Regions from separate parts of the Homo sapiens genome. Here regions 1, 3 and 4 are each linked to region 2. Evidence: read pairs that join two places in POLR2A ChIA-PET (ENCODE). Cell type or tissue: GM12878. All regions are shown on one strand. Links, peaks and the distances in the headings refer to the core of each region. The heading gives the core; the rest is flanking DNA. Region 1 has its middle 16 kb from the start of ZC3H12C. Region 2 has its middle 66 kb from the start of ZC3H12C. Region 3 overlaps LOC105369484 (a long non-coding RNA gene). Region 4 overlaps LOC105369484 (a long non-coding RNA gene).

Evidence for each region. Peaks named below come from ENCODE experiments on the same cell type or tissue, not always from the same donor. Only the 100,000 strongest peaks of a DNase experiment are listed, where the experiment ranks them.
Region 1: POLR2A ChIA-PET joins it to region 2 with 36 read pairs; 2 of 35 experiments call an interaction of 5 or more read pairs at or near these places.
Region 3: POLR2A ChIA-PET joins it to region 2 with 76 read pairs; 3 of 35 experiments call an interaction of 5 or more read pairs at or near these places.
Region 4: POLR2A ChIA-PET joins it to region 2 with 34 read pairs; 4 of 35 experiments call an interaction of 5 or more read pairs at or near these places.

What each region holds. Positions count from the first base shown.
Region 1 is chr11:110,073,840-110,081,354 of GRCh38, reverse strand. No RefSeq gene overlaps it. Among named protein-coding and RNA genes, the nearest start is that of ZC3H12C, 16 kb to the left of the region's middle. RefSeq lists enhancers at 3,110-3,159, 3,460-3,629, 4,718-5,012. In GM12878, for the core only: no CTCF peak of the experiment used is centred there; a DNase peak (open chromatin) is centred at 3,314; H3K27ac peaks cover 1,459 bases.
Region 2 is chr11:110,023,803-110,031,317 of GRCh38, reverse strand. No RefSeq gene overlaps it. Among named protein-coding and RNA genes, the nearest start is that of ZC3H12C, 66 kb to the left of the region's middle. RefSeq lists a silencer at 3,240-3,319 and an enhancer at 3,630-3,789. In GM12878, for the core only: no CTCF peak of the experiment used is centred there; DNase peaks (open chromatin) are centred at 2,277, 3,267 and 3,927; H3K4me3 peaks cover 484 bases; H3K27ac peaks cover 2,817 bases.
Region 3 is chr11:109,967,890-109,975,404 of GRCh38, reverse strand. LOC105369484 (a long non-coding RNA gene) reads right to left here. Exons shown (of 3, transcript XR_948004.2): 2 at 3,000-3,079; 3 at 2,410-2,897. Among named protein-coding and RNA genes, the nearest start is that of ZC3H12C, 120 kb to the left of the region's middle. In GM12878, for the core only: no CTCF peak of the experiment used is centred there; DNase peaks (open chromatin) are centred at 2,794, 3,144, 4,109 and 4,574; H3K4me3 peaks cover 790 bases; H3K27ac peaks cover 3,048 bases.
Region 4 is chr11:109,953,073-109,960,587 of GRCh38, reverse strand. All of the region lies in intron 1 of LOC105369484 (a long non-coding RNA gene), which reads right to left. Among named protein-coding and RNA genes, the nearest start is that of LINC02715, 130 kb to the right of the region's middle. In GM12878, for the core only: no CTCF peak of the experiment used is centred there; DNase peaks (open chromatin) are centred at 3,382 and 4,177; H3K4me3 peaks cover 478 bases; H3K27ac peaks cover 2,044 bases.

The DNA.
Region 1 (7,515 bases), core at 1,319-6,318, 50 kb before region 2:
CCAGTTGGGACGAGCTGTGTACTGTGAATAAGTTAGTGTATTTCGCTACTGCTTGGCTTCTCCTTTAATAAGTAGATATGTTCTAAATGCAGCCGGGTGCGGTGGCTCCCAGCAGTTCGGTAGGACAAGGTGGGCAGATCACCTGAGGTTGAGAGTTCAATACCAGCCTGGCCAACATGGTGAAACTCCCATCTCTACTAAAAATACAAAAATTAGCAGGGTGTGGTGGCAGGCGCCTGTAATCCCAGCTACTTGGGAGGCTGAGGTAGGAAAATTGCTTGAACCTGGGAGGTGGAGGTTGCAGTGAGCTGAGATTATGCCACTGCACTCCTAGCCTGGGTGACAGAGCGAGAAAAAAGATCCATCTCTAAAAAAAAGATATGTTCAAAATGTCATAGATGTTTGCTTTGGAAAGCACTTTATAAAACACAACCACCCTGAATCATCCACGTCCTGAATAACCTTTTAACTTACTAAGACAAACATTTTTAAATGGAATTATTAAGTTAATTTTTAAAAACCCTTTGTTAAGATACTTTGCTAAAGTGGCACTACTCTCTGGGAATAGGATGGATATAATTTTCTCAGATGGTTTTCTGTTCTTTCAGAATTACAGGAGGAAGAAATTCCTTAATGCTAGTGAGAGATAATATTTGGCCAACTCAAGCCAGAACGGTCTACACATGCACAAGTCACTGCTATGATTTTAGTTCCTAAGAATTAGGTTGAAATGCAGTAGACTAGCCAAGACTCTCCTTTTTTAAGAAATTAATTATTTTTATTGGCAATCATTATATATACTTATGGTGTACAATGTGATATTTTGATATTTGTATATATTGTGGCATGACTATATCAAACTAATTAGCATATGCATTATCTCACCTTATTTTTTTGTGGTGAGACATTTAAAATCTACTCTCTTAGCAATTTTCAAGTACTGTGTACAATACATTGTTAAGGATCTTCTTTAAAGAAGCAAAATTGTATTAAGGAACTCTGACAAGAAAGTGGAAAGAGAATTAATAAAATGAGAGCAAGTTCAATGGGGCCAGAAGGTTGACCTAGGAGTCTTTCCTTCTATTCTTTTTTTTTTTTTTTTGAGACAGTCTTGCTCTGTTGCCTAGGCTGGAGTGCAGTGGCGCGATCTCGGCTCACTGCAACCTCCACCTCCCAAGTTCAAGAGATTCTCCCCCCTCAGCCTCCCAAGCAGCTGGGATTACAGGTGTGTGTCACCACACCCAGCTAATTTTTGTATTTTTGGTAGAGACGGGATTTCACCATGTTGACCATGCTGGTCTTGAACTCCTGACCTCAGGTGATCTGCCCATCTCAGCCACCCAGGGTGCTGGGATTACAGGCGTGAGCCACTGCCCCTAGCCCGACCTAGGATTTCCAAGATGTTCTCAGTGGTTGGGAATTTCTCCCAAAGCCACGCCCCCTTAGTAGGCCAGTCAGCTGAGGAGAGAGAACAGGCTGGAAGCCAAAGTATGGTATGAGGACTGCAGAGGTAAGAGAAAACAGTTAAATGCTGATGCACATTGCATGTTAATACACAGTCATTGCCTCCTGGAAACTATATTCTGGGATTTAAAGTGAGAATACCCCAAACTCACAGCACATGTTTTTGCAATCTCAAGGCTGACAATTGCCTTGCCATTGCAAAACTTGTGTTTCTGTGTCCTTTTCTCTCTTAACTAATTAGCCTGTGCATTACCTTGGCTTGCTTGAGAAACTACCTCATTCCCCAAGCTATAATATATAGCTGGAGTAAATATTTTTAAAAATAAATATTGAAAACTTTGTTCATTTTTTATTTTAAAAGAAGTCCAATGTTTTCTAAAGTAAAAACAATGAAATAATCAGGATTCTGGTCTCATGTGATAGAATTTATTAAAGAATATTGGTATGCCTGACAGTCTCTAGAAGTGCTGGAGAACTGAGCTTGGAGGCTGTGGAGCCTGGCACTATGACCAACATTATGCAACAGAAGTATTCCAGGAAGATATCAATGCCTCTGCCAATAGGCACTGACACCACAGCTTGTCTTACCTCCAGCCTGATGCTGGCACTGGAGGTGGCCACTAGAATTGTTATGCTTGCTGCTTCTGCAAAATGAATATAGCTTCTGTCCCTGCTATTACCCTTGCCAGAATGGACTCCTTGAGGTTCCTCCTTCTTTGGTCATGAGCTCTGGGTTCAAAATGTGAGGGGAATGCATCCAATCAGATGACTCAAAGCCACATGCCATCATCCTAGCTGCAAGAGAGGCCAGGCAAGCTAGTACTTAGAATGTTCAGCTTCTAGAGTGGGAGGTGGGCTCTGCCTCATGAGGTTTCTCATGCATAGTGAAGGGGCTTAGATGCTGGGGAGCCAAAAACATTAAAAATATATACAAGGTTTGTCTTCTGTTAATAAGCGCTTGATTTAGTTAATACAAGATACTTTGACACACAGCCTCTAATATTTCAGACATTTCCTTTATGGCTCTCAATTTTTGTTGGTAATTCCTGCAAGGTCCCCAAGAAAGTGATTCACAAGAGCCTTTTACCTGAATAATTTTTCTCAGGAATATTATGTAAATAGTATTTTTACTTCAAAATCTTAACATTTACCAGCATTAAAAATCAAGATATGTTTTTGTTGCACAAATATAATTGTTAATATATTGAATAATTAGCTATAAAAATAATGAATCAATTGGACACTTTTATATTTAAGATATGCCAAAATTACATAGCATTAAGACATGTATTGTCATGATAATATATTAAACAAGGAAGGAGTATCACAATAAATATTTTATTTATTCTTATATATTTTTTAGATTTCTGTCTGGACCTCTGACAATATACAGATGTAGTAAAGAAGATTCAATCTCTTTTTGTTGCTGGTGGACTATTTTTGTAGTCCAATATCTAAGACTAATAAGAAACTCTCTTATCAAAGCTACCTAATAGTCATTTCACAATTGATTAGCAATGCTAGTCGTGATGCAGATACATGCCACATGTAAAAATTTCTAATATCTATGGCCACTGTTTATTCTCTTCCAACTCCTAGTGTAATTAATTTAGAAGTTAGGAAATTTATAAGCCAGATGGGAATTAGACTATGCTCAAAAGCCCAGGAGACTTTTGTCTGTATGTTTTTGGTTGTTCCATAGTGAGACCATATTTTCCCCAGTGATGTTAATGAAGGGATGAGTGGCCTTTCGTTGGTGCTTACTCAGTCTTTGTCTTTCCTGTGAGTCATTATTGTTTTCTAGCTAGATACTGTGGCCAGCCCCGCTTTCAATATGTCATTTTCATTCATTTGGAAACTAAAGAGCTGTGCTTTGCACCACGTCCTTGATGTCAGCAAAGCCAGCTCTGTCGGACTAAAATGCAGAGACATGTTTGCAGCTAGTGCAAAGAGTTGCAGGCTGCCTATCTCAGGGAAACAGCTGCGTGGAGCATGTGAAAAGCGCTATTTAGAAGGGTTTGAGGGCTTGTATGCCTAGAGCAACTAGCACCTCAAGCCTGGCCTTGGTAAGAAAGCTGGCCTTCATCTTTGTGACTGGGAGTTACAGAATGTACCATGTAGGGGAGATATGAACTCCCTGTAAAATAGTGACATGACATATATCCCTAAGTGTCCCATGGGATGGTCATCTTATAAGGGATAAATGAGTTAATACATGTAAAACAGAAAGATTCTTGGTTATTAAAATGATCTAAGCTTTTCACATATGTTATCTCATGCAATCTTTATAACCACTCTATTCAGATAAGGAAACTAGGTCTAGAGATGTGACGTAAATTTCCCAAGGTCACACAGCTAGTCAGTGGCTGAGTTAAAATTCAAACTGAGTTCTTCCAGACAATCAGAGCCCTTAACCTTTACCAATGAACTCAAATTCAACACCTGGAATTATATTCTGTTAGTGATACCAGGGGCAAAGTACTGTAGTTGACATGGAAAGAAAAAAAAGTATGAATTAAAGAGAACTGTCCTGAGCATGCCCTAGTGTGATGCTCAGATAAAGGAAGGAGCCCCTGCTATACAGTTTGGAAGTTCCAGAAAGGAGACAGCTGAGCTATGTCCAGAAGCCATTTGAAAGTCTGATGAGGGATTCTGTTGACTTTTGCATTCTTCAGTGTATTTATACCCTTCCCCAAATTACTTCACTATATAAATAAACCTACAGGTGTGGGAAAATTGAGTGTGTGATAATTAAGATTGGAGACAAAGAATTAAAAAAGTCAAGATATGAAAACCCTTCAGTTTGTGATAATGATCATGGCACCTCAGTAGATGTCTAATAAATTGATGAAAACTTAGAGATTATCTCAGAATGTTTTGTATGTAAAGCACGGATTACATCAAACAGAATTAAAGCCTTTTAGATCATAATAAAAATAATTTATGGATGAATAATTTTAACGGGTGATTTGAAAAAACCTGGATCCTTCTAAGAAGAGACATGTGGTTGCATAAGACAGGAAGATTTACTGCAGTCAATTCTCAGAGGCCTCAGAGCTCTAGTTAGCATGGCCCCAGGCATTTTATGGTTTTTACAATCTATTTGCTTTTAACTATATCAGCTTCTAAGGGCTGGATATCCTTCCGGGAGTAATGCTGTAAGGAAGTTAGCGTTGTCCAAGACCCTAAGGCACTGCTGTTCAGAATCTGTCCTTAATAGTAACAGAAGTGTGTGATATAGTTTGAATATGCGTCCCCACCAAATCTCCTGTTAAAATGTAATCCCTAGCGTTGGAGGTGGGGCCTGGAGGGAGGTGTTTGAGTCATGTGGGTGGATCCCTGATGACTTGGTGCTGTCCTCTCAGTAGTGCATGAGTTCTTGAGCGATCTGGTCCTTTAAAAGTGTTTTGCACCTCCCCCCACTTTCTCTCTTGCTCCTGTCTTTGCCTTTGACATGCCTCCTCCCGCTGCACCTTTATCTTGAGTAAAAGTTCCCTTAGGCCTCCCCAGAAGCTGAGCAGATGCATCCTTCCTCTACATCCTGCAGAAGCCTGAGCCAATTAAACCTGTTTTCTTTATAAATCACCTAGTCTGAGGTGATTTCTTTATAGCAATGCAAGAACAAGTTAGCACAGGATGTCTCTGGACAAGGGGCGCCTCTGGGCAACAGGTTGATCACTTAGTGGGTAAGTGGGTAAAGGGTACACTTCGAAAAGTCTATGGTCTCCTAATTCCAGCAGGATTTCCTTTCTTGGACTCCAAAAATTGGTTAGTTGCTTCTCTGAAGTTTTCTCACAGCATTTTGCATGGTATCCCACTGTGACTCCCAGCAGGACTTTATGGTATAAGCTGGTAATGAAACCACCTTTGTAAAAATCATAACTGAGGAAATTATGACAGTGTAAGAGATCAGACTTAACCGACTCCATCTTGCTTCTGACCTCTAAGCTGTCCTTGTTCATTCCTGGGCGTAGGCCAAACTAGCCTTGGAAAGGAATTTATAGTTTAAACTCTGAAACAAAATTGATAATAGCCCTTTCCCGAAAAACCCCTTCTTGCCTGGGGACCAGTCTGCCTTTGTAAGACTAACAAATTAGCCACAAAATTAGAAATTATGCCATGCCATACAGCCTCTGGCTGCAAGAGTCTGAACTTCCCCAAATTGCTCCTGGGAATAACATCGCTGTTGTAAAACCTAAGATCAGTGCTTGAGATATTTTGCAGACCCTGCATTCTTATGCAGCAGATGATGACACCACCCAGACCTACAAATAATCTGGCTCAACCAGTTCTGCAATCCCACCCAGGAGCAGAAGTCAGCAAGAAAGAACTCACTTCGACCCCCTATAATTTCATCTTCAACCCAGCCAATCAGCACTCCTCACTATCCGAGCCCATACTCGCCAAATTATTTTTAAAAACTCTGATCCCTGAGTGCTCGGGGAGACTGATTTGAGTAATAATAAAATTTGGTCTCTTGCACAGCTGGTTCTGTGTAATCACTCTTTCAACATTACAGTTCCCCTGTCTTGATAAATCGGCTCTGTCTAGGCAACGGGCCAGGTGGACCCATTAGGCGGTTACAGTAGCTATGGTTTGGATCTGTGTCCCCACCCCAATATCATGTTCAATTGTAATCCTCGCTGTTGGAGGTGGGGCCTGGTGGGAGGTGATTGGATCACGGGGGTGGTTCCTCATGAATAGTTTAGCACCGTTCCCTTGGCGCTGTTCTCATGATAGTGAGTGAGTTACTGTTAGATCTGGTTGTTCAAGTGTGTAGGGTGGGCGCGGTGGCTCACGCCTGTAGTCCCAGCAGTTTGGGGGCTGAGGTGAGCAGATCACAAGGTCAAGAGATCGAGACCATCCTGGCCAACATGGTGAAACCCCATCTCTACTAAAAATACAAAAATTAGTTGGGTGTTGTGGAGCGTGCCTGTAGTTCCAGCTACTCGGGAGGCTGAGGCAGGAGAATCCTTGAACCTGGGAGGTAGAGGTTGCAGTGAGCCGAGATCGCGCCACTACACTCCAGCCTGGCGACGGAACCAGACTCCATCTCAAAAAAAAAAGTGTGTAGTACCTCCCCACTCCTTCTCAGTCCTGCTCTTGCCATGTAAGATATCTGCTCCCTCCTTGCCTTTTGCCATGAGTGAAAACTCCCTGAGGCCTCCTCAGAAGGAGATGCTGCCATGCTTCCTGTACAGCCTGTGGAACTGTGGGCGAATTAAACCTCTTTTCTTTATAAATTACCCAGTCTCAGACATTTCTTTATAGAAATGCGAGAATGGACTAATAGAGCTGGTTTACTTGTTCATTTCTTTTCTGGAGGTGTGGGCTGCCAACATTCACTAAGGTATCTCCACTGCTTTGGCACCTAGCAGGCATTTGATAGATAACTGTAGAATGATGGATGTTAAGCCATATAGGAAGAGGAAGTTTTTAAAAGGCCATGGGAACAGGGTGATCTCTAATTGCAGTTAGCACAGCTGTCCCTATGAGTTGTTATTTAAAATTCCTTGCATTTGAATTGCAATGAATTATGATATACATATTTTATACCGTTATTAGGTTCAGTTCAGAACCCACATTTACTGTATGCTGGGCCCTGTGATGAATAAAACATCGTTCTTACTCTTAAGGAGCTGCCATTCTAGTGGGATAGAGCGAACCTAAATAAATAACTATAACCTAATGTCATATGACCAATGGTAAAATTGCTTCCTATGTGTCTGAATCTGTTCTAAGTACTGTGTATTCTTTATATAATTTAATTTGAACAATCCTATGGGATAGATAGTATTACTGTCTATCAGGAAAGTTTGCATATCACAAAACTGGGACCCAGAAAGATTATATACATTGTTCAAGGCCACATAGTGACTAAGTGGTACATCCAGGAGATGAACTCAGATGAATTTGACTTTGGAAAGCAAGCTAGAAACTGTTGCACTCTACCACTCCAGTACAGAAGAGGGAGGGAGTACTTTGGGGAAGGAGGAAAAGAATAGAGGAGATGCCAGCAGGCATCTAGGAGAAGGTGTCCTAAGCAGTAAT
Region 2 (7,515 bases), core at 1,701-6,700:
GATCATTGGCCACAAACTAAACGGTTGTCTTGTTTCACCCAAATATTACTTTTGGTCCCTGTTGGCATGACTGAAATTAAGAAAGGTATCATGAAAAATCTTTGATTTGAGATTTAGGATAGTTAGCAGCAGTGTCTGCCCACCCTCTCACTCTAATAAGCTAAGTGTGCTTGTTCAGTGGCCAAGTTTAGACCCCATAGTACACTGATCTACAGTCTGCCTCTAAGGCTCCTGGGAACTCTTATTAGGTTTTCATATCAGGTTCAGTGTAGACTCTGGGTAAGGTTACCCTAAAATATGGAGAACATGAGCCATGGCTTTGGGCTTTTTTAGGAAGCTCCAAGGGTCCTGGGGAGGGGGGAGTTGGTACTTTGTGAGTGACTCATAATCCTGGAAAAAAAGTCACTCCTTGGTAGCTCTGGATCAGGTTTTGGCTCAGAACAATGAAAGAACCTAGAACGGGACTTCAACAAATGTGGGGTTCCCAGCAGCTCCTCAGCAGTGTTGACCATTCCCATGGCCATTTGCTAGGGGAGATGATTGGGGTAGGGAAGTTTACATATTTCCTTCTTAGAATTTGGGAATCAGAGCACCCATAACAGAGGAAATAATATAAGTAAATGCGAGACCCCAACAGAAGGCCTGTGTGGCACGCTTCCACCTTTTGGTCAGAGACTGGCGCACTAAACTACAGAGAGGTTAAGGATCTTGCTCAAGTTTGCAGCTAATCAGAGGGGAAGCCTTACTCTCTTCTCTCCATGAAACTTCATTCCTTCTGTACAACCCAAACTATTTTATGCCCTCACAGGACAAAAAGGGATCCACAAGAGAATGCCCCTAAATCCCACCCTTGACCCTTGGCAGGTGGCCCGTCTCTATTGCACTTTACTTAACAACTTGTCTTTTCAGAAGTGGCCTCTACTCCTTCTCCCAGGGTGTGAGGCAGTGAATGGGGCGCTTTCTCTAGAGACTGAGCAGCCCAGCAAGGCTTTTTATCAGAGTGCAGGGAAGTTGTGTTTGAAACGACACTACACTTGTCTTAATAGGCACGACCCTTTCTCCTGGGACACATTTTTCACTGTCATGTCTGCCTAGTAGCCTGAATTAAGAAAGTGATTCATTTGAGTTTCTCACATTCTCTCTTTCATGACTAGAAGAACCTGTGGGTCATTTATAGTTTGGATTGGGCCCCTCTCATCCTTTATTTATAAAAAAGCATGAACACGCTCCCTGTTCACAGGGAGGCCTGGTTCGCTTTCACCCCATTTCCTTTTGTTCACAAGGTCAGTATTTTTGTCTTTTCTCCTCGCATAGATTATTTTTTACACATCCAGTGGAAAGGAAGCTCAAAGATGACCTTTAAGGGCCCTCATAACTTTATGGCTTATTAAAGCCCATGCAGCTTTGTCCTTTGTCTGGGCCACCTCTCATGTGGTCCAGAGTGTTTTTCTCTGAAGAGTACAATGACAGGAAGTGGATTTTGGCTCACTCTAAAGACAAGTCAATAGCAGTTATAGATGCCCGAAAAATAAATGAGTTGTCTCCAGAATTAGTGAGCTTCTCAGCCTTCGAGGTGTATAATGAACACGCAATGGACAGTGGCCATGTGTGAGAGATGATATCATATGGGGTTCTCACATCAGATTAGGGGGTCGCTCAACAATAGCAAACATTTGAGTATTTTTTTATGCTAGAGATAAGGAAAGCAAAGATTAGTGAAGCAGTCTAGCAGGGTTAGCTTAGAAGGTCCCTCAAGTCCCTTTCAACTTCACGCTGTATCTAGATGCATTAAGATACCACCTGAGAAAATTCTTCGATGCAGCTTGTTTCTTAGAGTTGTTTACCTGGAGTGATCTTTAGAGATAATTTTTCTGAAGCTTTAAAAAAATAGAAAAAAGAAAATAGGTTCCAAAAGGTGAATTTTTTTTTTTCCAAGAACACACAGCTAGTCATATTGTTGGTTTAAAAAATATATACGTTCCATGGATTGCAGAGTAGGAAGAACATTTTTGGCATGAGAGTGTTCTAAATTTCCCTTTTGACCGTGGTGGAAATTCCTACTTCTGTAGTTGCTATTATAGGTGCAGTTTAGGAAAGGGCCTAATTTTTCTCCTCTGTGTAACACTCTGATTCATGTGACAGGGGAAGAAAGGGGTGGTGTGGGATGGGTTTCTGTTAAGACCTCAGATGCATCACCTAAGAGCAAGTAGTATAGCAACAAGCAGGAAAGCACTCAGTTGTTTCCATGGTATGACTTAAGGGGCTGCCATGGTTACAACTCCATCTATCAACGCCACTCATCTTCTCATAGGAAGAGTTTCATGGCTTTCAGCCCTAAAGGTATTTTTAGTCTTAGAGAAGTCCCTATTTAAACACCATGGTTAATGTAGCTAACTCTATCAGTTGATACTGCAGTCATCAGCACTTTGAATATCTTTTGTGTGCCCAGCCCATAATGACTTCATTTAATTAACTAGCTGATAGATAACTGAGAGAAAGGCTTTGCAGGGAATGGGATGCCAACTACATGACTTGAGGTTGGGTACCAGGATAATTAGGAGGATGAGCTTTGAATTCAGGTAACACTGGGTTCTCATATCAGTGCTGCCATTTATTAGTACTATGACCTTGGGAAAGTTAGTACATGAGCCCAAGTTTGCTTATCGTAAAATAGGAATAATAATAATATCCCTTAGGGTTATTTTGAGAGTTGGTGGTACCAGGCACATACCATAAATGTTAATTATTTCTGCTATAACACCAGAATTGAAGAAAGGGACTGGAATAAGGGAGAGAGAAGACACAAAAGAAAACATGCCTACAGAACACATTTGTCCAAAGTCCACTTTACCCAGGTCATCTTATCTCCCAAGGGAAAATTGGGTCTCAGAAAGAAGGCCAGGGAAACAGCCCTGCAAACTCCATGGTAAAGGTCTTCCCTCGGAGGGAGTATGTGCTGTTTAACATTCAACATGTGCCATGTGAAACCTCCTCCTGGTCTCATTTTTCCTCCTTACCTCAACCTTCCTGCACTCCACACTTCAGCCTTTTGGGATTTCTAATCTTCAGATAATGACACATGTCATTCTTCTGCTTGGGAAACATTCTTGGCTGATTACTTCTAACTTGAACGTTGGATCTCAGCTTTGATGTAACTACCTCTGGGAAGCCCCCCTGCCCCACTAGACTGAGCTGAGTGCCCCTCCTGTGTGTTTCCCCACATCATCTGCCTGAGAACTCATACCACTCATTATGATTTCTTGTTCATGCCTGTCTTCCCCACTAGGTTGTGGTCAGTGAAAGCAGAGACCACATCTGGTTTACTCTCCATAATATCCCCTAATCACCATCTAGCGTAAATGGCAATGAAGAGGAATTCAAGAAATACTAAATAAGCGAGTGAATGAATGAGTTTTATGCTGAGATTTAGGTGAGGGTAAGTTGCTTTGGATTTATGCTAGCATTTCTACTCTGATCTGAAAAGATCCTTGTTAAGACAATATTATTATTATTCCTCTTTTCCTTGTAGAAACTGTCTACAGATTATTTACACCTCAAAACATGAAGGGCTTTCCGTGTAGTTAAAGACAATGTAGGTAGGGGCCATTTCTGCTTACCAAACTTATGGTTTGACCAGGATCTTGGTGCTTTATCAGATAAAGAAGAATGTGTATATGATAACACTTGTTGGTATAGGTGTCTTCCAAATCATGTTGAAAAATACAGCATTAAAGCTCTGTGAAAGGAAAACTAATTTGAGTTCCTTCTCAGCTGGAACCTATTTGTACTATTTTGGGTACAAAAGACTCTCAATTACTTTCCCCTTCATTGGGACTTTTCTGATTTAGCATGTGACCTCCTCTCAATTGGTGGTTAAACATGGGTGACCATGCATTCATCATTTAAACCAAAGCACTTCTGAGTTCCAGCCCGTGACTTGAGCCTGAGAACAGTTCCTCTTTGTGTTATGTGTTCAACAAATGAAAGGGGAATCACAAGCCCTACTTCCTCTAGAACAGAGGATTGGAAGGGTGAGCTTACTAATATGTAGTTTACATTACACGTTGGGGTTGAAAACCTCAGTCCAGTTGCTATGCAATTGGGCTTTGGAATGGAAGAAAGCAACATGTGGAGGTGTCCATTTTATTTTTCCATGGAAAAATAATTCATTTTGAAATGGTTTCAAGCTTAAACAGAACATTTGCAAGTACAAAGATCTCCCAGGCTCCTCTCATCCAGTTCCTCAACTGTTAATATTTCACTGCATTCCCCTCCCCCTTTCTCTGTTGTATAATTTATAAAGAGGAGGGGAAAGTCCACTCTTGTTCCTAATACCATGGGTGCAGTATCAGCAGGAGGACTTGGCAAACAACCCAACAAGAAGGGCTGGAAATTGGAGAACAAAAGTATTTTCATAGGCAAATTCCATATGCTGGGCATTGTGCTAGTTCCTTTGCAAGCATTACTTCTTTAAGTCCCTGGAAGAATCCATTGAAGATTATGATCATTCGCACTCTACAGATGAGACAACTGGTGCTCAAAGGGATTAGAAACTTGCCCAAGGTCACAAGGCCAGAAAAGTGATGCACTTGTGTGTACCATTTTAAAGCTTCTCTTTCCATGACAGCTTGCCTTGTCACTGTAAAAAGAACATTCAATTGGGAATAAAAGGGTCCAGCCCAGTTCTAAATCCATGTTATCTTCAGCAAGCAACTTACGTTTATAGAGATTCAGTTCTTTCAACTGTAGAATGAGGGAGGCTGCACTAAATTAGCCTTAAGATTTCTTCCAGCTCAAAACTGAATAATTTAATAAGTGCCATATTTTTGCCAGGCTCACTGACAAAAGTACATTGAATATATTAGTGTCTACTGTAGGAATAGGAGACATAGAGCTTAGGACTTAGAGCTTATTTAATTCAGCAGCGAACTAGTTAATTTCTTCTATCTGTTGGGTTGTCCATTTGGATAGACATTTAAATGGTTGTCTATTTAAAGCATCTACCTGTCCTTGACCTTTTGCTACCTTTTGCCCTACCCTATAGCAGTTGAGTGTTCACTCCTCACATCCTAGGAGTTGGGATAATTCTGAGGGATAGAGGTGCCTCTGCTGGGGAAATTGAAGGAGTAGACTTAAATCCAATTGATTTTGAAATCATCCTTGGTTTGAAATCATCCTTGGGAACCTAGTAGTCACTCTGTGTACAAGTTTCTATCTTCAAAGAGTTCTATATTATTCGAAGAGTACTATATTAAAAACACCCTCTTCCTAAATATTTGGCTGTCATTCAGGAACTGGAGTATGTATACCCACAGAGTTATGCAATGGTGCTTCAAGAGGCCCCCTCAAACAAGTTATATGATAAATACAGCTCTTGAAGGGCAGGTCCCAGAGTTTCAAAAAATTTTATGTAAATATAAATGTATATTTATATATTACAAAATATGATATATAATAAAAAATATATATACATATATATTTGTATTTATTTATGGAATGCCATGGCACAATCATGGTTCACTGAAGCCTCAAACTCCTGGGCTCAAGTGATCCTCCCACCTCAGCTTCCTTAGTAGCTGGGACTACAGGTGCATGCCACCACCCCTGACTATAATCAGGGGTCATGTTTACACCTCCTCAAGGGTCGGAAATGATACTCAATGCCTGTAATCCCAGAACTTTGAGAGGCTGAGGCCGGAGGATTGCTTAAAGCCAGGAGTTTGAGACCAGCTTGGGGAACAAAGCAAGAAACTGTCTCAAAACACAAAAAAATTAAAAAATTAGCCAGGTGTGGTGGTATGCGCCACCCGCCCTCCCAGCTACTCAGGAAGCTGAGGTGGGAAAATTGCTTGAGGCCAGAAGTTTGAGGCTTCAGCAAATCATGATTGTGCCACTGCACTCAAGCCTGGGCAACAGAGCGAGACCCTATCTATATTTTTTAAGAATCTATATCTATATCCTATCTATATCTGTCTATCTCAAAAGGCAGATAAATATAAAAACTAAAATAAACACTACTGTCTTATGAAGCAGAATTTAAAAGTGTCATGATTTTTTAATGTAAAATCTAAGAACTCCCAACAATCTTACTGTTGCCATGAATTCTTTTGTCTCCAGGGATCTGGAAGTAATAATTCTTTTTCTTCTGTCATTAAGGATCCTAGAGTGAGAAGGTTTGAGAGGCAGTGATATTTTAAAAGTATGACATAGTGCCTAGTATTATGTGTTCAAAATAAAGCCATTATTGTTGCCATTGTCATATCTAGCTCAATTCTCTTTTGATACAATTTGCTAACACTGCCTCTTAGTTTTCCCATATTGTTTTATTTCTTTCCAACAGGAATCAATTCAGCATTTGATACCCAGTGAAGACAGAGCCAACCCTCTCTCATTTTTTTTCTGAATCTGTCCATTGGTTCTGAATCCCATAGGTTCCAAATCAACAATTTGGGAAGATGGTAACTCTAAGGTCATCAAAACACGACAAACATGTGACAGCAGCTAATCTGTACTTTCTATGCCTTCTGAGACTTTTTCCTTCTGATTACATATTCTTAGTTTCTTAAGCTCTTCTTTAGATATTATGATGTTTAGATTCTCTCACCGTACTGGTCCCGTCTTCAAAAGTTACTCTGGTTTATCTATATCTCTTTCAAAGAACTGATTCAATAGTACTAAGAAAGTTTTTATTCCAGTTGTATGCCTTCTGTCAAAGGCTGATTAGCCTTGAGAGGGGCAGATAGAGAGAGGCACATGGAGAAATCATATGCATCTTACTGAATTTGCTTACTAGTAATAATTGGGAGGCCAGGCATGGTGGCTCACCCCTGTAATCCCAGCACTTTGGGAGGCTGAGGTGGGCAGATCACCTGAGGTCAGGAGTTCAAGACCAGCCTGGCCAACATTGTGAAACCCAGTCTCTACTAAAAATACAAAAATTAGCCAGATGTGGTGGCACACGCCTGTAGTCCCAGCTACGTGGAAGGCTAAGGCAGAAGAATCGCTTGAACCCAGGAGGTGGAGGTTGCAATGAGCTGAGATTACGACACTGCACTCCAGCCTGGGTGACAGAGCAAGACTCCATCTCAAAAAAAAAAAAAAAAATTGGGAAATGTAACCTAAACTATTAAATAGCTGAAGTTATTTGGCTGTCCAACAGTCATTTTTCCTCCCTCCTCCCTTCCTCCCTCTCTCCCTCCCTCCCCATCTCCTTCCCTCCCTCCCCACTTCCCTCCCCACTTCCCTCCCCACTTCCCTCCCTTCCTTCCTTCCTTCCTTCCTTCCTTCCTTCCTTCCTTCCTTCCTTCCTTCCTTCCTTCTTATCTGACTTCCTTTTAAGGAATTTTCTCTTTCCCACTGGGTATCATCAGTTGGGACTATAATCAGGGGTCCTGTTTACTCCTCCCCAGTGGTTGGAAATGATACAAGCTAAGCCAATCTGCTGTTCCCTCCTTGGAATTCAAATATTGAGCAGAAGAACAATGATGTTGACAATAATTGGATTCCCATCCCATC
Region 3 (7,515 bases), core at 1,573-6,572, 56 kb after region 2:
TTTTATCAGTATACTTATTGTCTTTTTTGATAAGATTATTAAACTAGTGGATCATGGAAATGATTCACTTATTCAGCAACCATTTATTGAATACTAGTTAGGTGCAGACACATGGTCTGTTTCATTTTTTATTGGAGAAACAGCCAATATGTTCACCTGTTAATGAACATGGGATACAATCAAACATTCCGGAAAGAATGGAACAGAGATCAAACCAAGTATACACATGCCCACACAAAAAGATGGGCTTTTTCAAAATTGGAAATACAGGAGTTGCTGGATGAGATAATAGAAAATGAGTTAATTTTAGGACTTGTGTTTAAAATGTGTTAATGATGTAGCTAGAGATGTCTATTAACTTACAGACACAGAGCTCAGAAGGCCCTAGGCTGGAGATAAGGATCTGGGAATCATTAGCTTGTATAGATTGTCAAAGTTATCACAATGCCTAAGATTTCCCAGGAGGGGCATGTTGAATGAGCGCCCCAGCCAGAACGCAGGAAGAATGAATATCTAAGAAAAGAAGAAAAAGAGCTTATAAAGAAGACAGAGAAACAAAAAGCGGGGAGGTAGGAGGAGAATCAGGAGAGAGTGATGCCACTGGCCAAGGGAGGAGAGCCATTCCTGTGAAATGCTGATGGCCAGCTGCATTTGGAAGCCTTGCTTCGGTTGTGACACCAATCTGCACTGATGTGGGAGTTTTCTCCAGCAGCTCATGCTGAGCTAGCAGGGTGTAGGAGAGGAAAAGGGAGATAGACTGAATGGTCTATATTAGGAGGTTTGCAGAAATAGTAAAGTGGAAGAACAAGGAAAATAGTAAAGAAGTTATTAAAGAAGTACATTCATATGGTGCTTAAATTTAGCATAATGTGATGTTGGGTGGGCAGCCAGAATCTCAGTTGTCTTAATTAATACTCAAAAGTAGCATAATTGGGCTGTGCACAGTGGCTCACACTTGTAATCTCAGCACTTTGGGAGGCTGAGGTGGGAGGATCACTTGTGCCCAGGAGTTCAAGATTACAGTAAGCTATGACTGTGCCATTGCACCCCAGGGTGGATAACAGAGCAAGACTCCATCTCTTAAAAAAAAAAAAAAAAAAAAGGAGCGTAGTTGAAACAAATAGTCAAATCTAGCAGACGAAAAAATCTAATGGAGATGCATATACATTCTACACTTTGCCAGGGAATTGTCAGAGTGCTGAATGAAGCAGAGACGAGGACAAATTCCTGTGGAATAAAGCTAGACACTTACTCCACCTTCTTCTTTTCTCTTTCTCCTAAAGTGACAATGAATCTTTAATTAATATTTTCTCTTTTAAGAATGGATTTTAAAAAGACAATGAGTTGAACCAACGTTTTTCCATCTGGACATAAGATAACCACGTGGAGGTCAATTGACATTCAGATTTTGTAGCTGACTTTCAACTCACTGATAATATTACATTGCTAATAATATAGGTAACATTTTATGTGTTAAGTAGTTTTACATGTGTTTATGTGTATAGTAGATCTATGAATCTCAGTCCATAGACTGCATTGATCTAGAAAAATAACATTTCCTCTAACTCAATTTGATGTTTTATCTTTGTACTAGCAGGCTAAGGGTAACACTCTCCGATTATTATTGGTTTCTCTCTTCTTCCCGGGGGTTGAGACAAAGACCCTGTTGGGATTTACTTAGTGCCTTTAGCAGTACATTGAGGGAGGGTGAGCCTTCTGGTCCCTGAGCCATCTGTTCCCATTGAGTTACCCTGAGAGAGTATTTGGCTTGCAGCATGGCCTTTTAGAACTGGAGGCTCACAGAGATATTTTGCTGCATAGCTTGAGGGCCAGAAATCTTGTTTGGTTTTTGTTTGTTTGTTTGTTTGTTTGTTTTTGAGCCGGAGTCTTGCTCTGTCGCCCAGGCAGGAGTGCAGCGTCGCGATCTCGGCTCACTGCAAGCTTCGCCTCCCAGGTTCACACCAGAAATCTTTAAGAGGCAATGAACTGGTGTGCCTAGACCCTGCACGAAGCCATCTCCTCTTTGGGGTATTGCTACCTCCTGCTTTGGGGTATTGCTACCTACTGCCCAGAAAGAAGGGAACCTGGCTCTTGAACCCCTCATTCTGTCTGTTCTCATCATTATCTGCTCTTCACTCTCCATGCCTCAGACCTCAGAGAATCCTATTCTAGGTGGTGGGTGGAGGAAGTCAATGCTCTTTGACCTCTGTTTCTCCCACACATTTGATCTTGACATCATCCCCAAAATTCTAAGTTCCCTCTTTTAAAACACAGAGACAAAAAGTGCCAATTGGCTATTTATATCTTCTGACTAATTGCCTCCCCTCCCTGAGGCAATGAGTGCAGGATTGCCTATATACTTGGAAAAGGGGAAAGACCAGAAGAAAAATGGACTCAAATAACTCTCCCTCCACACCCACATTAAATTCTTTATTCTTGTAGCAACAAAATTAGAAAATTAGCTAGGAGCTTGGCTATTTGCTTTAAAAGCATCCTTCCAAATCTGAGATTCTGTAGTTTTATCAATGTTAGGCTAAACCAGTTGGTTTGTGCTGCTAGCAAGGATGGAAAAAACCATGGGGCAGCTTTCGAGGCAGATGACAGCAGCTAATCAGACACTGAGAGCAAGGGCCCTGGACTTCTAGTCCTTTAGTTCTGGAGTGTTCAGAAAGATTCTTAAGAAATAATAGTGACCAAAACGGAACACTTCTCTGATGCCTAACTTTGTACTTTGCCTCTGACCATTAAATGGAGGTTTTCACTTCTCTGTGTGGCCAGACCTGGCTCTTCTTCAACTCCAGTTTCTCTTCTGATTGTGGCTCGACAGCATGTCTCAGTCCTTGGTGACTTTCAGTCTCCTGCATTGGGGTCAGGACTGTGATGCATCCTGGTGGCCTCTGAAATTTTATAGAACATTATTATCAATGAACATTGGTCAATATTAATTGCGTAGAGCTCTGTGCTAAGGTTTTGCATATTGTAAAACTAAAGGGGCTTACAGTCATGTTGGAGAGATGGGGTGTGTGCATCGTCCAGTGCAGCATGTCTCAAGCACCCTCTATGCGATGGTCCCAGGAGTCTGGGGAAGGAGAGTAGCACGAAGCAGAACTATCAACTGCTGAGCCAAAAAGGCATGCACTGTGACACTTGAATTGCAGCTGCTTTAGAACCGTACCTAAAAATAGCTCCAGCTCAATCTGCAGAAATTCTGACCTTAATGGATATGCTCGAGTTCAAGAAAGATGATTTATTCTTAGATCTTTATAACCAACTGCGAAGGAAGTCTCAATCTCAGCAACATCAGTGATTACTCCTAATAATATCTATCTCCCAGACACATGCTTTGAAGATGAAATGAGACGATACAGGCAAAACAACACTGATTGCAATTCAGATATTTACTGGTATGGCTCATTATTCTTATATATTCAAGAGGTACAGTGGGTGCTTTTACATTTTAATAAGGAATACTAGATACCGAGTGAGGCCCTCCCCTCACATCCACCAAATTGATCACTGCAGTGTTTGCATCAAAATAGCAGTATCAGTATCAAAATAATCAGATTTTGAATGCCTCAGAATACCCAAAGCATCCACTTCTAAATTGCTATTTAAGATGAATGCTCTACCTTTTATATTGCATTTTTGAAACTGAGTCAATCAGAAAAGTACTTTGATGTTGTAAATACCTACACATCAGCTCATCTGCTTTTAAATTAATCAAAATATTTAGGCATCTTCACAGAAATTTCTCATATTCATAAAACAAGGCAATAGTTATTTACTTCCTGGCATGGTAATATGTTTTGGGCAATCTCTGTTTGACTTGCATAAAAGGAATAAAAGCTAGTTTCATGAAACTCCATTGTCAGAATAATGAATGTTTTAAAAATACACTATTCAAAGCCTGCTCAACTCTCTTCCTCAGGCTATGGAGAATGTTTCTCCAGTGAGTCTTAGAAGGAAGGAAACCCTTCCTTCACCCCACTTCCTGTGCCTCCTTTAGAGCTGGGCTTGTAGCCAGAGTGAACAGAGAATGGCAAAACTGTTAAAAGGTTAACCGTCAACATGGCGTTCTCAGCATCTCTCAAAGGCACTTAGGAAACTAGTTGCAAGGAGATGAGTAGCAGCCAGAGAGCACCCCAGAGAGTACACTTGTGCTTATTATTCCACATGATTACATATTCAAATTGGTTTTAATTCCTGGGCAGCCATGGGGATGTTGGGGGAGGTGGGAAATAGCTTGCTGGAAAGGGGCAAGAACGGCGGAAGGAGCAGGTCTGGCATTAAAAATGTGCTGCAGATACTTCTCTAAGGCAAATGAGCCTCACGATTACGAATTTAGGCAACAAGGAAAGAGCTGTGGATCTAAAAAACGAGGTTGAATTTCCACGTGACATATGATAATCCCTTTCAATACATTAAGAATTCTACTTTGCATCAGCGTTACAGACTTCTTTTTCTTGAATCCTTCATAAAGGGCTTTAAAAAATTCTACTGTGGCCAGGTAAGTTAACCCATACCCATGCTGCCTTATAGATTCAAAAACCCCAGGGATTATAAGTAAATGTCTGTGACATTTTAGTCAGCTGGAGTTGGTGTTAGGAAACTTTTGAGGGTTCGTGGCTACAGATATAACCTTTGGCTGTCTTCACCAACTGTGGTTTTGAGAGGATTCACAGTGGTTACGTTTGAAGGTGTGGGCAGAGGTAGGGGAATTTGAAAAACATATGCAATTGTTTATTAGCTTTGTATGTTTGTAACCTTTCAATGGCACTTTCAAATAAAAAATACTCAGCATTTGAAAAGCCATGTTTTATTGCTAGAAATAGAATAAATGGAATATAAACATAGATAGCAGTGAGTATAATCTATTTAACACACATTATAGGATTTAAAAATCCTAATCAAGTTTGCCATTTCATCCAGGAATCTGTAATAGAACCTAATTGAGATGTGTTGAGACTTGGGAGGATTAATCACAGGAGGATGGAACTGAATTAGGAGGAGGTGAGACTCGGAGAATGAAATGCAGCAGGGATTTCGAGGAGAGGGATTGGACTCAACACAGCATTATCTAGAAGGTTAACAACAGACTATGGCTGATAGACCATGTAATAGCAGGAGAACCCAACATAAGGGTGTGGGCAATGAGAGTTTTGACCAAGAAGAATTTCAGAGCAAGTGATATTCAAAGGTCTAAGTAGCTCTGTCCAATAGAAATATGTAGTTTAAAATTTTCTAGTAGCTATATTTTAAAAAGTAAAAAGAAACATATACAATAAATTCTAATAATATATTTCATTAAACTCACTATATCCAAAATATTATAACTTGTGGCACAGTGCCCAGTGGCCACAGGTGGCTATCATATTGAAAAGCACAGAAATCAATCAGTTCTTTGGCACCAGGTAAGTCTATCAGGTCAGAGGAAGACCAACATCATGACTGGATGGAAATGGGCATATTAAATGGACGTGTTAACTGGTAATTTGCAGAAGAGAAAGTATAAATGGTTAGACAGTTTATAAAATAATTTCCACCTCACTTGTAATAAAAGCTATAAAAATTAAAATATCAGCAAGATATTATTTCTCAACTGTCAAAATAGCCAAGGTTAAAAAAATGGAGTTGTTTGAAGGTATGCTAAAACTCACATGATGCTGTTAGCAGTATAAATTGGTATAACTATTGGAAAATAGTTTTATATTTCATATCAAGAGCTTGGAATTGTTTTTCTTACTTTTGGAACTCTATAACAAAAAACAATAGCAATCATTACTGAATGCTTATTACATGAAAGATGATATGTTTAGCGTTTAATTATTTTAAGTCTTTTAACCATCACAACAGCTCTGGGAAGTAGATGTTATTATCCAGTTTTAACCCTATGAAAATAAATCAAAGTATGGAAAAATTATGGATTAATATGTTATTAATAGCATTGTTATAAGAAGCAAAAAATAGAGGCAAAAAAACAGATTTAGTAAAAACCCTAATATTTCAGAATCAGGAAATAGTTAACTAAATGAAATTTTTCAATGGAATCAATGTATTTGTAAGAGTGCTTTTTAAAGAATATGAAATGACATGGGAAAATACATATCTTAGTCTGCTATTGCCACAATAAAGCCGCATAACAAACATTAAATCTGTCTGGCCGAAAACAACAAACATTTACTTATTTTGCTTATGTTTGCGGGTTAGCTGGAATGAGACTCTGCTTTTGGCTTCAGGTAAACCGGCCTTGGCTGCAGGTTGCAGGTCTGGGCTCAGGTATGTTGCTCTGTATTCATTTTGGAGCCCAGGTTGAAGGGGTATCTGCTACCAGGGGGAAGCTCTTCTCATGGGAGTCTCCTAGGGGGCAAGAGGATGAGTGCAACCACACAGCACATCCGCTTGCTTCATGTCTACCAACTTCTGATTGGCCAAAGCAAGTCACATGGCCCAGCCTAAAGTGAGGGATGGGGAAGTATCCTCTGCTTGCCTTGAGAAGATGGCAAGAATGAGTTATGTCTAATTCTCTTTTGAGGGAAAAAAAGAACAGGCACAAATAATTCAATTAACCCCAGTCTGCTTTCCATTGCCTTTCTTCACATCCCTCCCACAGGTGCTTGCGTCCATCTCAAGATCCTTCCAAATCTCATCCCCTGCTGGTGTCTTCTAGTAGGAGAAGAGTGAGATGCACATAGCGGTCATGGTTTATAGCCATTGTGAAATCCTCGTTGATCAATGTTGCCAGGTTCCCCTACCTTGGGAGAAGGGAATATTCTTACTGGCTTAGACCCCATTACTGCTCCCTGGGCATAGCTCCCCAAACCTCAGTTCATTATTTCTCTATGGTTTTTGGCTCCACTCTTTGGGAAGTCCCTTGCCAAAATCCCCCTTGGTCACTTCTAAAGTGGGCATTGGAGAATATGCCGTATTTGGTGTCTGAGTCACCCTCTCAGCCTGCACCCTCCCTGTGGAAGGTTGGGGTAGGAGGAGACTAGAGGCAGTTTTATATCTCAAAAAGTCACAATCGCTTTTAGTTCATGTTAACAGAAATTTTCTCAATATAGGTTTATTTTTTTATTCCCTATAAATGCAGGATTTCTGGGCCATGTTTATGTACTCTCAATTCTGTTGCAAGGTAGCCATGCTTTCCTTGGAACCTGTATTAGTCAGGGTTCTCTAGAGGGACAGAACTAATAGGATAGATGTGTATATGAAAGGACTTTTATAAAGAAGTATTGACTCACACAAACACAAGATGAAGTCCCACAATAGGCCATCTGCAAGCTGAGGAGCAAGGAAGCCAGTCTGAGTCCTAAAACCTCAGAAGTAGGGAAGCCAAGAGTGCAGCCTTCAGTCTGTTGCTGAAGGCTCCAGGACCCCTGGCAAATCACTGGTGTAAATCTAAGAGTCCAAAAGCTGAATAACTTGGAGTCTGATAGTTGAGGGCAGGAAGAAAGGAAGCAAAGATAGTTGAGGATGAAAGAAGCAAGGAAGAAAGATGAAGGCCGGAAGACTCAA
Region 4 (7,515 bases), core at 1,158-6,157, 70 kb after region 2:
TGGTGCTTCCCCATGTGGCCCTGCATTATGGTGTGGCATGCCCTTTTGTCTTGGGGTCTGTTGAGTGTAACAAACTATGTTTACAGTGGTAGCTGTCTCCTGATCTGTTGGCTTTGCCATATCTTAAATAATAAAACCTACATTAAAAAATATTTGTCCACTAATAACCCTTTGGCCAATGTAAATCACTTGATTAATCCCAAAGTCAAGGTGTTGGGAATAACTCTCTGCTCACCAGCCTGGCGAAAGTAAAGACATATTTCTATTAGAAGGGAGAAAAATTGGGATGCTCTTCCCCAGAGTGGCAAGAGTGTGGATATATAATTCTATTAGAGAGGAGTGAAGAATTGAGACCAATAATTCAATCTGTCACCACTTTATATGTATATATGTGCATACATGATGTTTGATTAAAAAATTGAGATATGCAATATGATGTCAAATATGTAAAACAGAATCTCTGTAGAGAAAGAAGTCTTGAAGGAAAGACATTGGAATGTTAATAAGGCATATCTTTGGGTGCTGAGACTGTGGATGATTAAAATTACTCTTTCTTCTATTTTATGAATTGTCTTTCATGAGACTATATTTATTTTATAATTTACAAATATACTGTATTAACTAGAAGCTGAGTCTTCTAAGTATTAAACTAAAATTCCTTGAATATTTTCTGTTTGGGATCAGTAATGGTCCTAAAAGCAGAGCAAGGAGGATTTGCCTAATTCCACCTGGGAGATCAGAAAAGTCTTTTTTTTTTTTTTTTTTTGAGACAGAGTCTCGCTCTGTCACCCAGGCTGGAGTGCAGTGGCACTATCTCGGCTCACTGCAAGCTCCACCTCCTGGGTTCATGCCATTCTCCTGCCTCAGCCTCCCGTGTAGCTGGGACTACAGGGAGAACAGAAAGGTTTCTATGGCAGGGAATAGAGGGTATGACAGGGGTTGTCCTCTTTTGTTCTTTGCTATTTAAAGTTTGGTCCACAGATCACCAGCATTGGTGTCACCTGGGAGCGTGTTAGAAATGCACACTCTCAGTTCTCATGCCAGAGCTACGGAATCAGAATCTGCATTTTAAGAGGATTCTCCAGGTGGTTTGCATGCACATTAAAATTTGAGATGCACTGAATCTATTCCATACCGTTTATTTTAGCATCATTTAAAGTAAATGCATTTTTGCTTCATGATTCAAAATGGCTGGTAGAAATTGTTGTTATAAAATGCAAAGATAGTGAAATAGGCTAACAGATGGGCTGGCTTAATGACCAAATACTAACAATTCTCATACAAAAAAAATGAATTATTCAGTCTATAATATTTATTGATTGACAGTCTGATGTGGGCCCCTGTTACAGGTTGAATAGCATTTCTCTAAAAATTGTAACACAGAACTATAATTCTGGGAGGTATTAGTAAGACATTAATGGGCCCCACTGTATTAGTTTCTTATGGCTGCTGTCATAAATTACAACAAACTTGGTGGCTTAATACAACACGAATTTATTATCTTACAGTTCTGGAGGTAAAAATCTGAAAGAGGTCTCACTGGGTTAAAATAAAAGTATCAGCAGTGCTGCATTCCTTCTGGAGGCTGGAGCTTCCCATACTCCTCTGCCTCCTGACATCTTCAGAGCCAGCAATGACTGGTCAAGTGTTTCTCATGCTAAATCACTCTGACACTGTCTTCTGCCTTCCGGTTCTAGTTTTAAGGACCTTTGTGATTATATTGGATTCACACAGATAATCCAGGATAACCTCACTATTTTAAGATTGGCTGATTAACAACCTTTATTCCATTTGCTACTGTAATTCCCCTTTGCCTTGTAAAGTTCCATCCCCTTTGCCTTGTAAATTTCCAGGGATTAGGAAATGGACATCTCTGGGAGGCCATTATTCTGCCTACCACATCCATGAAACGCAGATTCTGTGGTCACATAAATCTGCAAGTAATATTTCTTTCTTGGAGCTTTGCAATGTACATCGGTATAGTCAAGGCTCCGAGAATTTTTGGAGTAAAGAAACCCCTTTAAGTTTGCTCAACCTAGGAACTCTTTGCTTGCACATTTCATGAAGCTGAACCAGAGAAATATGGGGAAATTCAGAGAAAATTAAAGAACTGTTTTCTGCCCTAAAGGAATTGAAGACAGCTTTTTATTTTCTCAATCATCGATTGCAAATTAATACTGAATTCATTAGCGCTGAGGGAATGCAGGGCAGAAGAGGGAGTGGGAACATCTGTAGAAATCAGAAGCCCTAATTACCAGGCTTCTGTTCCATACAAGGCAATGATGAGAACAGCGGTAGTTGTGGGAGTCTATGCTGATTTCCCTTTCACCATCGACATATTGTGGCATTATGAATAATTTAAAAAATCTGCCTGGGTCATTTTCTTAATCTCCGTGACTCCGTATCTCATATGTAAAGTTGGGTTAACATTCTCTCTTTCATCCAGTATGATTATGGGCTTTTAATTAATGTTAAAATGCTCTTTTTTTGCATTCACATGCAAAAGGAGTTATTAAATTTTGGTGCCAAATATTATGATGGTAATGAGAACTCGCTCACCAATATCTCATTACATGTGCAACTTTTTCCCTTAATTTACTGCATAAATCACCCATGGCTACACACAGTATTATCCCTATAGCCAGAACAGCTTCTTTCATCTTTTAGATATCTCATGTTGAAACCAAGAAATACAAGCTAGAAAAAGCTGAGTCTTATTTTAAAAGTTCCCAGAAGGCATTTGTTTTATGTGGTGAGCATAATGATTGCTTACAATAAAAAAGCCTTGAAAGGTCTCACTTGTTCTAAGATTATTCATGCAGCAATTATGCTATTGATGTCAATTTGTTTTTATGATAATATAAACTATTCTGAACCCACTCAACAGTGCATAGTATAATGCTTGCAATCTTCCCCATGACCTCTCTTGCTAAGATACCTATTCACTTCCTTGATTAGAGAAAACCAAGGAATATAGGCATTTTAAAAACAGATAAAAGTTTTGATCATTTGAAATCTAAAAATGAATCAGAACTTGTAATTTTAAAGTGAATAATCACAAAAGAGAGAAATAGCTGGGTACTCTGACTTATATTCTAGATGACGTTATGTATCACAGTACAAATATTGTCCAAGTGAGCTCCCCTAAATTGTGTGTGTGACATAAAGGGAGGGGAACTTGTATTTATTTTGTAGCTTGCCAAGAGCAAAAGGCTGTCTCAACTTAAATTTTGGACATCTTAAGTTTGTTCATCTTAAATTTGGCTTTGGATTGCTATAGGTTTTCGGGTAACTATTCATATTTCAAATGATGTTATTATTTTGCTTCCGAAGGTTCTTACGTGTTTCTGTAGAATAGGTAACATATTAACGTATTTCACTTTAAAAACAGTAATTGTGGTTACTTTGCCTGCGTGAGTCTATATGTAAACGTGTTTGAAATAGTTATTGAAAGAAGATGTGCTCCCTGATCTTAATGAGGTTAAATCTCACTCTTGTTTCACTGTTTCAAATTTTATTATGATCTTAAATTAAGGTTATATTCACATGGACAGAGCAAAAATTCACCACTGGCATATCTATTTGATGCTGTCAGCCATGTTCACAGCCAGTCTGCAAAATTCATTAGTTATTATGTAAAAGGTGCTTTTAATCCTCAGTAGCAGGATTCTTTCCTTATTTACTTTCCTTTTGCCTTGTAGATATAATTTGAGCAAATAATTTGAAGATGGGTAAATAGAAGTTTGACTGAAGCTGATGAAAGTAAGCACATTGATTAATATTCTTATCATTTTTATAAACTGCATTACAGAAATACATAATTTCTGTAAAATAAAATGTAAAAACAGGCATGGAAGTCAGGGCAAAGGCATATGACTAGAGAAAAGTAAAATGAAACCAAATGTGAGGTGACACCTGGAAGGCAGCCTGTTCCTTTAACACACACAAGCACTCATTCAGGCTAAACAGTGTACACACTCATTTCCAGGTGGGCCACACTATTTAGTTCTATATTTTTAGTAGCCCATGAAATGAGGGGAAAGTGGGTTGGGGGAAATGGGCTAAATGTATAGAGTTGAAATTAAGTATGCTTGTGTAATGGCTCTATTGTTCTCTAAAGTGAGCTGTTCAAAGAACAAAATTTTAAAATTCACTTACCTCTGTAAGTTTCAGAAAGGAGGGAAGTGGTGTAGCTGATCATCTGAAAATATCAGATGATATAGCATAGTCCTATTTTTAGCTCTGAAATGCAACCATGGGACTTTAAAACAACATCCAGTATCTTTTGTTAGAGATGCCACAACCAGTCACGACTGGCTGGCACTGCAGAAAACAGAAAGTTATGGCAAAGGGAATTACTGTTGAGAGCAAAGAACTGGGGGAAAGGCGTCATGCAGTCATTGATGGCTGGTGGGTTCGCTCCAGTGGTACAAGAGTTTTGTGTGTGCTTAAAAATCAGAAGCAGCCACATGTATTCAACCTGTGTTTTTCATCATCAATGACTATGGGTGAAAGTGCTCTTGATTTTGAATGCTCACATGTCTGGGTGCCTTTGGAAATGTGCAATCTTGTCTTGGCCCTTTTAGTGACTGGCTTTGTAGTCCTGAGATAATTGCTTCCTATTTCATCGTCTATTTCCTCTCAATACAACGTGAATTAGATGGCCTTCGAAGACCCTTCCAGGACCAAAACTTTAAGCAGGTCCCACAAACCTCACACATATAAACACGATTCTTTTTTTAAACACCTCTACAGTTGAATTCAAGTAGCCCCTATTTCAATAACAGTGAGAGAGAAAAAAAAATAAATCAAATCAAGTAAACAAACAATAAACAAATTAACCTTGTCACTTTGATTTTCTTCTGGTTTAGAATTTAGTCTTTCGGTGTAATTACCAAGAATTTAAATTTTGTTGATTCAAAATTCAGGTTGTCAGGGGTGTCCTTTTCTCTCAAGGGCTCCTGTAACTCCTTGCCCCTGCTCTCCTGGATGTTTCCCTCCTCCTTTTTGTCCTGCTTTACTGCTGATGAAACTGGAGCGTTCCCTGACCCCCCCTAGCAGGACATGCAACAGGGGTGTAGCTTGTCTGTTTGGCACTGTGCATACTCAAACTCCTTACAGGAGGGGGAGCATGCAGATGGGCAGGTGCAGGAGCCGGACCGAGCACCCCTGGGCCCAGGCCCCATGGCAGTGTCTGTGGGTGGGATCCTGCAACCCCCAAAGCCCAAGTGGGCCTGTGTTACAGTGTGCTCTTTTAGCCTTGCTGTCCACGGATGGCTTAAGTGTTAACCAGCTCAGTGCCCTCTTCGTACCTAGGTCTTTGTCTGGTGTCCAGGAAGAATTGGGTCATATATAAACCTGAAGGATGTGTGCAGGGGTTTTGTTGAGTGGTGGAGGTGGCTCTCAGTGGGGTGGATGGGGAGCTGGAAGGGGGATGAAGTAAGAAGATGATCTTCCCCTGGAGTTTGGGCAGCCGGTGTCCGTTCTCCTCTCCGACCATTCGCAGCTGATCTTCTCTTGGCATTCAGATACTCCTTTTTTTTTTCTTTCTGCCATGCTGTTCTTCCGTTCTGCTCTTCTGTTCATTGGCTTGTGGAGTCTGGAGTTTGGGGTTTATATATGTACAGGATAGGGGTGCATGGTGGGCCAAAAGGCAACTTTTGGGCACAAAAACAGGAATGCCTGTTTTCATCTAGTGCTGTGGGTTTCCAGGCTTGCTTGAAGGTGGGGTCTTTGCTGGGGAACCACCCTCTTTCGTGCAGTATTTCCCTGTCTCCTGTCTATACCACTTATTATGGCTTCTGAGTACAAGTGGAAGCTTATACAGTAGCTTGGCAGGAGTGGTGAGCTGTCCTGGATTAGCCTCTACTTGAGTATCTCATCCTGCTGGTCATTTTCTGCTTGTATTGCCGGTCCCTGCTCATCCTTCTGACTTGCACCAGCCTCTGCTGCTGGTGCCCTTAGGTGTAGCCATGCTGTCTGATCTTCAGGTCCTTGTACTCTGGGTCCTCCTCATTGTCTCCCCTTCTTGGTTTTCTGTCCCCCTGCAGCATGCAGGAACTGCTGGATAGGAGCTACTATGAAGCCAGGAACACTAAGGCTCTCTACTGAAGTATGCTATACTTTCATTTCTAGTTCCCTGAATCTATCCTATGATGGCTTATGGCACACACCAAGCTTGTTTTTAATGAATCTTTTTTTTTTAGCATAAAACATACTCTTCTGTCCTCAGTTCCTCAAACCTACCTAGGGGTTTACACTTTTCACTAAGGGTCTCAATCCTGGGGGGTTGGATACTCACCTATGTCTGTCTGTTTCCTGCCTCCCTCATGTCTGGGAGGAATGCTTTATCTGGTTTAGTGGGATATAATATCCATATCATATCACATAGCCTGTCTTTCAGTGTCTTACACTAAACATTCTATACTCAAACCCTCTATGGTTTAACTCTTTGAAATCTATGAAAGTATTTTGCTTCCTCTTAATGAAATTTGGCTGTTGCGAATGAGAAATGAAAGATCTGGCTTTCTTGTCTTTGAAATATGCATCATTTGCTAATTTAAGAAGTTAGAAGATTGGGCAGGGTGTGGTGGCTCATGCCTGTAGTCCCAGCACTTTGGGAGGCTGAGGTGGGAGGATCACTTGAGGTCAGGAGTTTGAGACCAGCCTGGACAACATGGTGAGACTCCATCTCTACAAAAATACAAAAATTAGCCAGGTGTGGTGGTGTGCACCTGTAGTCCCAGCTACTGGGGAGGCTGAGGCAGGAGAATCACTTGAACCAAGGAGGTGGAGGTTGCAGTGAGCAAAGATTGCACCACTGCACTCAAGCCTGGGCGATAGAGGGAGACACCATCTCAAAAAAACAGAAAAAAAAAAAAAAAAAAGAAGAAGAAGAAGCTGAATATTCACTATTTCTTCCCTGCTTCTAAGCCAGGGATTCTAAGACTTCTAGGAATAGAGAAACAATGAGTAGCAAGAATTAACAAAAATTACAAGGATATAGAAGAACTCAATGATATCATTAATCAACAGGATCTAACTTAACTTTCATAGAACACTCCACCCAACAACAGTGAATATACCTTCTATGCAAGGGCCCATAGGTCCCATAGAACATGTGCAAAGATAGATTATACTCTGTGTTATAGAACAAGCCTTGACAAATTTAAAATGATTGAAATCATACAAAGTGTGTTCTATGACCTCAACAGAATGAAAAATTAGTAGCAGAACAAAATAACAGGTGAGTCTTGAAATACTTGGAAGCTAGCACACTTCCACATAATTCAGGAGTGCTGTGGACTGAGTGTCTGTGAGCCTCCCCCTCAACTCCCGATTTGTATATTGAAGCCTAATCACCAATGTGATGATGTTTGGAGATGAGGCGTTTGGGAGGTAATTAGGTCATAAGGGTGGAGAAGAGACAGGAGAGAGCTTGTGCTTCCCTTTCTGCTCTCTGGCATGTGAAAATACAACAAGGAGGCTGCCATCTGCAAACCAGAAGGTGGCCCT